Regions from separate parts of the Homo sapiens genome. Here region 2 is linked to region 1. Evidence: read pairs that join two places in POLR2A ChIA-PET (ENCODE). Cell type or tissue: HepG2. All regions are shown on one strand. Each heading gives the region's core, and the rest is flanking DNA. Links, peaks and the distances in the headings are about the cores only.

Region 1 (5,381 bases), core at 195-5,194:
AGCCACCGCACCTGGCTGTATGTAGCATTTTTAAGAGAGAGACTCCTGTAAGAAAACTTTTTTTGGATAATTATGGATTTAAAAGGATAGTTGCTCAAAACTAAAAGTAAATTCAAATTCTATACAGCTATACTTGAATAATCTTACATTGTTGTCACATGTGTTCTACAAAAAATTATGGGATTGTTGTGTACTACCTCATATACCAGTATTTAACCTTGAAAACTTAATTTTTTATAGTTTCCTTTATGACAGTCCTATTATGTAGTCTACACGAATGACAGTTCTTTATCGTTTACATTTATTTTATGTAAGAATTAATTTTTCAAGATATTGTTAGCTGCTATCATTTAGTAATTTATAAACTGATATGCTTTTTTTAAAACTTGTTCTATATGTAAATAGATTATTATGACATTAGCAGAGGATTTGCTGTGTTCTGCTGCTCAAAACAGTCGCCTTTCAGCTCAGCGCACACAAGCTGGATGGTTGCTGATTTCTGCTCTGATGACATTAGGTAACAGTCTGTAGAAGGTTTACATACCTTGAAATACTTTGTGTTTTCTGAGTGAAATGATTCTTATATGTGATTTGATGAAATGAACTTTTAATACATACCAGAATTTAAATAGCCACACAAACATTTTTCTTGTAGTAGTCACCTTAAAAAGCCTTTTACTTTCGTCATTGCTTAAAACCTTTTGAGATCTCTCTTGATTTTCTCTTCCGGGCTAGATGATAAGCCTCAAGTAGGATAAGCCGAGTTACTAATCATCTTTCAGGCTTAACTCTGAACAACTGTGGCTTTTTCAAAAATCATTGACATCCATCTTCAGAAAAAAACATTTCCACAATATAGGCAAAAGAACATACCCATAGCTTGGGAATCCAGTTCTATAATTGTTTGAGGATTCATAACAGCCAATAAGGTTGCTACATTGAAGGGGATGAATTTTACTTAAATTATATTTATTAAAAAACAGTAATTGTTTTACAGTCATGACTATTTATATCCTCTAAATTTTTGAGACAGGGTCTCACTCTGTCACACGAGCTGGAGTGCAGTGGCATGATCATGGCTCACTGCAGCCTTGACCTCCTGGGCCCAAGTGATCCTCCTACCTAAGCCTCCCAAGTAGCTGGGACCATAGGCATGCAACATCATGCCTGGCTAATTTAAAAAAATTTTTTTTGTAGAGATGGGGTCTCACTATGTTGCCCAGGCTCGTCTCGAACTTGTGGGCTCAAGCAGTCCTTCCGCCTTGGCCTCCCAAAGTGTTGGCATTATAAGCATGAGCCACTGAAAACTTTATTTATTTATTTTTTGCCCAGTCTTATGGTGCTAATGAAACTTAATTTTATTACTCTATCACACCTATATTTTAAGTCTCTGTTGTCATACAAGTTATAGCTAGATATAAAACAACTGGCTGAGGCTGGGCATGGTGGCTCACGCTTGTAATCCCCGCACTTTGGGAGGCTGAGGCGGGTGGATCACTTGAGGTCAGGAGTTCAAGATCAGCCTGGCCAACAAGGTGAAACCCCATCTCTACTAAAATACAAAAATTAGCCGGGCATGGTGGTGCATGCCTGTAGTCCCAGCTACTCGGGAAGCTGAGGCAGGAGAATTGCTTGAACCCAGGAGGTGGAGGTTGCAGTGAAGTGAGATTGCACCACTGCACTCCAGCTTGGGTGACAGAGCAAGACTCCCTCTCAAAATAAAACAAAAAATGAATAGTTCGGGCGCAGTGGCTCACGCCGTAATCCTAGCACTTTGGGAGGCCTAGGCGGGCGGATCATCTGAGGTCAGGAGTTCAAGACCAGCCTGGCCAACAACACGGTGAAATCTTGCTTCTACTAAAAAAAATACAAAAATTAGCCAGACATGGTGGCATGTGCCTGTAGTCCCAGCTACAGGGGAGGCTGAGGCAGGAGAATTGCTTGAACCCAGGAGGCAGAGGTTGCAGTGAGCTGAGATCATGCCACTGCACTCCAGCCTGGGTGACAGAACAAGACTCCGTCTCAAAAAATAAAAATAAAAAATAATAATAAAATAAAGCAACTGACCTGATTTGGCCGATAAATCATTTTGACACCTATAAAGTAATTTGACCTAAAGGAGCTTAAATTAGAATAAACAATCATAAATGAAGAACTACTTTAAGTAGTGTTTTTTTTTTTTGTTTGTTTTTTTTTGAGGTGGAGTCTCACTTTGTCACCCAGGCTGGAGTGCAGTGGCGCGATCTCGGCTCACTGCAAGCTCTACCTCCTGGGTTCATGCCATTCTCCTGCCTCAGCCTCCCGAGTAGCTGGGACTACAGGCGCCCACCACCACACCTGGCTAATTTTTTGTATTTTTTAGTAGAGACGGGGTTTCACCATGTTAGCCAGGATGGCCTCGATGTGCTGACTTCGTGATCCACCTGCCTCGGCCTCCCAAAGCGCTGGGATTACAGGCGTGAGCCACCGCACCTGGCCAAGTAGTGTTCTTAAGATGATTAAAGAGATTTATTGGACTAGATCAAGTTTAGCTTCAAGGAGCCAAATTTGGCCTACTACCAATATTTATTATACAGCCTGTGAGCTAAGAACAGTTTTTATATTTATTAGTGGTTGGGGAAAAAAGATATTTTGTAATACATGAGAATCATGTGAAAGTCACATTTCAGCATTCATAGTTTTATTTGTGTACAACCACACTTGTTTGTGGATTGTCTGTGACCTTTAGGTGTACAGTGGCAGAGTTGAGTAATTGCAACAGGAAGTATGTGGCTCTCAAAGCCTCAAATGTTTACTATCTGCCCCTTTACAGAAAGTGTTTGTTAGACCAAAGCATAGATCATCATTTCACAGTGTGCTGGGAATAATGTAGTCAAGCTTTTATTTGCTTATTGCTGGGTGTTCATGCCTGCCGTATTGAAGTTCCTGGTGAATTAAGGAGGAAATAAACTACCTAATAAATGCATTTTGATAAACAAGAGCTTTTAAAACAAGCTAATTGTGTTGGAGGAAGACAACAAGAAGTCCTTTCTCCTGTACATCATATTTTACGGCATATGCATAATCAGCATACAAAAAGGGATTAAAAGTTTTAATTAAGGTTTTGTTTAATTACTTTGTTTTCTTGGGTTTTATTCATTTTTCTTAACTATTCTTTCCCTTTATTATCTATTTTTATTCTTATTCATTTGCTTATTTATTTTTTGAGACAGGGTCTCACTCTGTCACCCAGGCTGGAGTGCAGTGGTACGATCATGATTCACTGCAGCCTCGACCTCCGCAGGCTCGGGTGATCCACCTGCCTCAGCCTCTTGAGTAGCTGGGACTGTGTGCACCACCCTGCCTGGCTAATTTTTTGTAAAGATGGGGTTTTGTCATGTTGCCCAGGTTGGTCTTAAACTCCTGGACTCAAGCAGGTTACTCCTGGACTTAAGCAATCTGCCTTCCTTGACCTCCCAAAGTTCTGGGACTACAGGAGTGAGCCACTGCACCCAGGCTATTATCAATTTTTAGAGTGCGTTAGTATCATAGCAACTTTCAGGGGGGACCAGTGAGGTTTTTTTTTTAGGTATCATTATGAGCTCATGGAATTTTATATATTTATATGTTTTAATCACTTGCGATCATTATTCCTTTCGATCCTCAAATTGTCTCATCTTTGGTCATTGGGAGTCCCTTCAAGTTGGTTCATTTGTCCTTTTAACGTGAACCTAGTATTCTTTGATAATGTGTTTTTGCATGCAAGATGTCCCAGGTTTTACACTACATTTTCTGCCTTAGGCTTGCCATCAGCCGTTTCTCCAAGGAGCCTTGATTCCTTTTGTAGGAAATGGAATTTTTTTTTTTTTTTTTTTTTTTAAGAGACAGGGTCTCACCATGTTACCCAGGCTGGAGTACAGTGGCACCATCATAGCTCACTGCAGCCTTGAATGCCAGGCTCAAGCAGTCCTCCTGCCTCGGCCTCATGAGTAGCTAGGACTATAGGTTTACACCACTACACTCAGCTAATTTTTAAATTTTTTTTGTAGAGATGGGATCTTGCTGTTTCCCCAGCTGATCTTGAACTCCAGAGCTCAAGTGATCCTCCTGTCTTGCCCTTCCAAAGTGCTTGAATTACAGGCATGGGCCACAGTGCCCAGCTGGGAATGATTTTTAGACAGCAATCTTAGTGCTTTGTTAATTTTTGCTTTGCATTTTAAACATGTCTTCTCTGTTTTTTTCATTCCCTTTACCATTTATAATTTTCTTCATTATTTCACTATGAACTAATGTAAACACAAAACATGTTCATTCCTTGAATGTAAGCTACACACTTAAACCTTTTTTGATACACTTCCCAGTTTATCTGATGCCATATGAAAAAACTTGGATTTATCTCCAGATTCCTCCATATCTTGTCTTTCTGTGGATGGCTCATAAAGTGTGCGTGTATGTGTGTTGTGTTTGCTAGATACATTATAATTATTGTTATTTATTTATTTAAAGAAAGGATCTTGTTCTGTTGCAGTGGCAGTCAGACCATAGCTTGCTGCAGCCTTGATCTCTTGGGCTCAAATGATCCTCCTGCATCAGCCTCCCAAGTAGCTGGGACTATAGACATGTGCTACCACACCCAACTAACTTTTTACTTTTTTGTAGAAAGATTTCGGTGTGTTGACCTGGCTGGTCTCAAATGCCTGGCCTCAAGCAATCCTTCAGCCTCGGCCTCTCAAAGTGCTGGGATTACAGGCATGACCCACTGTGCCCAGCTTTAAGCACTCTTCTGTGTATAAACTCATATACGCCTCAGAAACTGTCCTTTGAATAAAATACTATTATTCTCCCCATTTATGGATGAAGAAATTGAGGCAGAAAAAGGTTAAATAACTCATCCAGGTTTACACAACTAATAAGTGGATGAAGCCAGGATATTAATCTAGGCAGTCTCCCTCCAAAGCCAAATGCAGTTCTGAGCTATGGGTTTGGAACAGAAGAAAGACATACAGTCAGCAGAATGTGGGAGTAAGAAGTAGAGAGCGCTTACTGGAGAAGTTTAAAGTAACTCCAGAAATTTAAAGAAAAGTACCTGGGGAGAAAAGCTATGGGTTTGGGTTTTTAAAAAATTGATAATGTTATCATTGTACATTGTTTTGTATTATTATTGGGTTTGTGTCATGATTCCTTCAATTCATAAATGTTGCTCTGAAACCTTTTTTTAACAAAAAGTATTCTATTCAGACATTTTGTATCTGATTATTGACCTGGAACAAGTTGCTATCAGAAGTTAGCATTATTCTGAAGATCAAGAATACAGATGGCTCACATCTGTAATTCCAGCACTTTGGGAGGCTGAAGTGGGTGGATTGCTTGAGCCCAGGAGTTCAGACCTGCCTGGGAAACAT
Region 2 (5,381 bases), core at 329-5,328, 190 kb after region 1:
TGCCTGGCCTAATTGGTGGGATTTAACTGATGGGTTGGGTGTGAAATGGGGGGAAATCAAGAATGATTCTCAGCTTTTTGGCTTTCTGGATGGTTGACATTTACTATGATGGAGATTTGGGAATAGAGGCACACATCAGGAGTTTTGTTTTGAATATACTCATTTTAAGATGCCTGTGATATTTCTAAATGGAGATAGTGATATTGAGTCAGTCTAGGGTGGAGAAAATACTTAGGGAGTTTTTGTGATATGTGGATGAGATTTATATTTGTGGTGTATGAACTAAGAGAATGGATGAAATCCATTAAAAAGGTAATTAAAGAGATAGGAAAGATGACGAGGGAATCTAGGAAGGAAGCTAGAGTGGAAAACCAGGGGAGTCATAAATCGAGAGAAAATTGAAGAAAATACTCATTCCAGACCGTGAAAGAAATGTAGCAGAATTATTAGGTATTGTGCTCATTTAAGGTTGGTGATCGTAAATTTATAGCAAGGTCAAATTTCCTGATAATGTGAATATTTTTTCTTTGTCAATCCCTGTTGACATAGATTCAGACCTAGGGAATGTGGGGGGTCGTTCATTTAGCCAGAAATGGGGCAAGGGATTTGAGAGTTTTGCTCATAGAAGGTAGTCGAGTGCTTGTCCAATAACCACAAAGGTCAAGTTGAATTATCTTCTTTTTTTTTTTAAACAGGGTCTCACTTTGTTGCCCAGGCTGGAGTACAATGTACAATTATGGCTCACTGCAGCCTGGACCTCCCTGGGCTCATGTGATCTTCCCATCTCAGCCTCCTGAGTAGCTGGGACCTCAGGCACGTGTCCCCACACCTGCTAAATTTTGTGTTTTTTGTAGAGACCAGGTTTTACCATGTTGCCCAGGATGGTCTCGAACTCCTGGGCTCAAGTGACCTGCCCACATCAGCCTCCCAAAGTGCTGGGATTACAGGCATCAGCCACCATGCCTGGCCTCAAGTTGAATTATCTGTCAACACAGGGTTTCTCTGAAAATGATGCTATGAAATTCCCTAACAGTGGAAGCATCAGGTTTTTTTTTTTTCTGTTTTTTGTTTTGAGACTGAGTCTCTCTTTGTCTGTCGCCCAGGCTAGAGTGCAGTGGTGCGATCTCGGCTCACTGCAAGCTTCGCCTCCTAGGTTCACACCATTCTGCCTCAGCCTCCCAAGTAGCTGGAACTACAGGCGCCTGCCACCACACCCAGCTAATTTTTTGTATTTTTAGTGGAGATGGGGTTTCACCGTGTTAGCCAGGATGGTCTCGATCTCCTGACCTCATGATCCGTCCTCCTTGGCCTCCCAAAATGCTGGTATTACAGGCGTGAGCCACCGCGCCCGGCCAGAAGCATCAGTTTTTAAATCTTATCTGTTTAAATTACAATGGCTGTATTAAAGCAGAATATCCAGCCAAGTATCTATTAGGAAATGACACTTGTTATTTTTTTTAGTTTCAATGTGAACTTTCAGGTAATACAATTCTCTCAACTATCTGTATTTTTTAGAATTCAGTAATTAATGTTGGCATTTTCTTCCCAATGTCTTTGCTTGATTTATAGTTAGATTTTTGAGATTTTGTAATTGGCTTTTCAGTTGTGAATAAATACTATTAACCTATATGCATATGTGTGTGTATGTGTATGTCTGTGTATACATATATTTTTTAAGAGAATCTTACTCTGTTGCCCAGGCTAAAGTGCATTGTGCGTGATCATGGCTCACTGCAGCCTTGAACTCCTGGGCTCAAGTGATCCTCTTGCCTCAGCCTCCCAAATAGCTGCGACTGCAGGCATGCGCCACTATGCCAGCTAATTTTTTTTTGAGACAGGGTGTGGCTTACCCAGGCTAGAGTGCAGTGGCGTGATCTTGGCTCACTGCAACCTCTGCCTCTCAGACTCAAGCCATCCTCCCACCTCAGCCTCCCAAGTAGCTGGGACCACAGGTGCACGCCTCCATGCCTGGCTTTTTGTATTTTTTGTAGTGACAGGGTCTCACTTTGTTGTCCAGCCTGGTCTCAAACTCTTAGGAGCTCAAGAGATCCACCTGGCTCGGCCTCCCAAAGTGCTGGGATTACAGGTGTGAGCCACTGCACCCAGCTGGCTAATTTTTTAATCTTTTTTTTAGAGACGGGTCTCCCTATCTTGCCTAGGCTGGTCTAGAAATCCTGGGCTCAAGTGATCATCCTGCCTCAGCCTTCTGAGTAGCTAGGATTACAGCAGTGAGCTACTGTGCATGGCTTAACCTGTATTTTAATTGAGTACTTTTGTTAGGAATCTTCTAATAGTGTTTTAAAGTTGTTTTAAAGAAAAGTTTTTAGAATTATGTGTAAGATAATGATTACATCTATTTTCACTTGAATAATATGTCTTTATAACCACTTAAAATTTTATTATTTTGGGCAAGGTGTGGTGGCTCACACCTGTAATCCCAGCACTTTAGGAGTCCGAGATGGGAAGATTGCTGGAGCCCAGGAGTTCAAGACTAGCCTGGGCAACATAGCAAGAACTTGTCTCTACCAAAAATAAAAAAATTAACTGGGTATGGTGGTGCATGCCTGTGGTCCCAGCTACTTGGGAGGCTGATTTGAGAGGATTGCTTGAGCCTGGGAGGTCAAGGATACAGTGAGCCAAGATCGCGCCACTGCACTTTAGCTTGGGTGACAGAGTGGGACCCTGTCTTAAAAAAAAAAAAAAAGACAAAATTTTACTATTTCAAGAATTCTCATAAGTTTTAAGTTGAGTAGTGATGACACAAAATTATTGGAATAGTTTTTGACTTAAAAGGCCCTCCACTGAGTTCAGCAGAATTTCTCTTCTCTGAAGACTGAATTTAACATTGTTCACTTCAGATAATTTTGACCCATCTTGAGTTTCATACACTATAATTTCATGTGTTGCAAATTTTATTTGCTATGCTAGTCTATTATAAATTAACAGATAAAGGGGAAATAATATACACTTGAATCCCTTAAGAAAAAAACCTGTTATTTTTAAAACCTCACTTATGAGCAACTGAATTTATAACAGAATAAACTTTAGAGCAAATTTACCTGTTCTGTTAGGTAAGTATTGTTAGCATGAGAGGTATCCAAGTATATTAACTTTGAGTTAACTTTCAAAAATTTGTTACTCATGTAAACCTTTTTGCTAATACATTTCACATAAATACAGTATAATTATATTTATGTATATTTTAAATAAAATATAACAAATTCTATATAATTTATTTTTTTTAATGTATATGTTTTCACATACTGATTGCTAGAGGGTTACTGAGTTTTACATCAAATTTCTTGCTTTATTTTTAGGAATCTGGGATTTTTTTTTACCTTTTTTGTGTGTAAAGTAAATTTTAGTTAAGTTTTCGTATTAAAGAGATAATTTTCAAGAATTTGGCTGTATTTGCCGTAAATCAGTGGCTGTATTACAGGAAATACCACGTAAATGAAAGGAGTCTGCCTAATCCAGCTGATTTCCTTTTGCATTGGCAATTAATGTATTCATAATAGTAGCTTATAGTAATGTGAGTTTTTTTTTTTTTAATTATTAATTTCTGAGACAGAGTCTCACTCTATTGCCCAGGCTGGAGTGCAGTGTCTTGATCTTGGCTCACTGCAAGCTCTGCCTCCCGGGTTCATGCCATTCTTCTGCCTCAGCCTCTCAAGTAGCTGGGACTACAGGCGCACACCACCATGCTGGCTAATTTTTATATTCTTAGTAGAGATGAGACTTCACCATGTTGGCCAGGCTGGGCTCGAACTCCTTAGCTCAAGTGATCTGCCCGCCTCGGCCTCCCAAAGTGCTGGGATTACAGGCGTGAGCCATTGCGCCTGGCCAGTAATGTGAGTTTTTATTAGCAAAACTCACAGAAAGAAAAATCTCATTATCATGTAACTAGTTTAATAGGAATATTGGCTGGACACAGTGGCTCATGCCTGTAATCCCAGCACTTTGGGAGGCTGAGGTGGACAGATTGCTTGAGCTCAGGAGTTCGAGACCAGCCTGGGCAACATGGCAAAACTGCATCTCTACAAAAAAATTTTTAAAAACTAGCTCGGCGTGTTGGCATACACCTGTGGTCCCAGCTACTTGGGAGGCTGAGGTGGGAGGAAGGTTGAGCCTAGAAGGTTGAGGCTGCAGTAAGCCATGATTACACCACTGCACTCCAGCCTGGGCGACAGAGCAAGACCCTGTCTGGAAAAAAAAAAAAGAGGCTGGGCGCAGTGGCTCACATCTGTAACCCCAGCACTTTGGGAGGCCTAGATGGGTAGATCATTTGAGGTCAGAAGTTCTAGATCAGCCTGGCCAACATGGTGAAACCCCATTCTCTACTAAAAATACAAAAATTAGCCGGGCATGTGTTAGGTGCCTGTAGTCCCAACTACTCAGGAGGCTGAGGCAGGAGAATTACTTGACCCCAGGAAGCGGAGGTTGCAGTGAGCCGAAATGGTGTCACTGCACTCCAGCCTGGGTGACAGAGCGAGACTGTCAAAAAAAAAAAAAAGAAAAAGACATTCTTTGATTTTCCTTGAAACCTTGATATAAAAAAAAGTGCATTTTACGTATGTAGGAATATGCCCCGGATACCTTGTTACTGTTGAAAAAGTAACTCAACAGCTAAAAAAACAAATTGGTTTTTCTGTCCAATAGCCAAGGCACAACAGATATTTCTTAGGAACACAGTTGATCACAATTAAAATCTGATACCCTATGAGGTTAGAGCTTTCTGGGTTTTGACCTTTTTGAAACTGGCTCTGTTTTTTTGTTGTTGTTTTTTTTTTTTTTTCTTTTGAGACAGGGTCTTGCTCTGTCACCCAGGCTGGAGTGCACAGGTGCGATCATGGCTCACTGTAGCCTTGATTTCCTGGATTCACATGAGCTTCCTGCCTCAGCCTCCCGAGTAGCTGGGACCACAGGTGCACACTACCAGCCTGGCTTGGTTTTTCATTTTTTTGTAGAGATGAAGTCTCCTTGTGATGCCCAGGCTGTTCTTGAAGTCCTGGACTCAAGCACTCAAGATGGGAGCATCTTGGCTTCCCAAAGTGATGGGATTACAGAGTGATCCACTGCACCCAGCCTAAACTGGCTCTTTAACTATACTTGTTCAGGAAATGCATCGCATTTTAGGGAACACAGCAGGAACTATTATTCCCCAAATTAGCAAATACTACATTCCCCCATGAAATGTATTAAGTTTATACTAAGCATTGCTCTTAAATTTTATTTTTTTTTTGATGTACAGTTTTTACCCTGGGTAAGAAAAATGGATGAATAATTGTATTACTATAAAGCATATGGTAAATCTATTCTTGTCATTTGATACTTGGACTATCAACTTCATTTTATTCTTTATTCAAAAAACTACTATTTTC

The links. Peaks named below come from ENCODE experiments on the same cell type or tissue, not always from the same donor. Only the 100,000 strongest peaks of a DNase experiment are listed, where the experiment ranks them.
Region 2: POLR2A ChIA-PET joins it to region 1 with 5 read pairs; 4 of 35 experiments call an interaction of 5 or more read pairs at or near these places.

The regions. Positions count from the first base shown.
Region 1 is chr14:31,375,603-31,380,983 of GRCh38, reverse strand. HEATR5A (HEAT repeat containing 5A) reads left to right here. Exons shown (of 36, transcript NM_015473.4): 11 at 406-517. Among named protein-coding and RNA genes, the nearest start is that of HEATR5A, 42 kb to the left of the region's middle. In HepG2, for the core only: no CTCF peak of the experiment used is centred there; a DNase peak (open chromatin) is centred at 2,793.
Region 2 is chr14:31,181,034-31,186,414 of GRCh38, reverse strand. All of the region lies in intron 2 of HECTD1 (HECT domain E3 ubiquitin protein ligase 1), which reads left to right. Among named protein-coding and RNA genes, the nearest start is that of HECTD1, 24 kb to the left of the region's middle. In HepG2, for the core only: no CTCF peak of the experiment used is centred there; no DNase peak of the experiment used is centred there.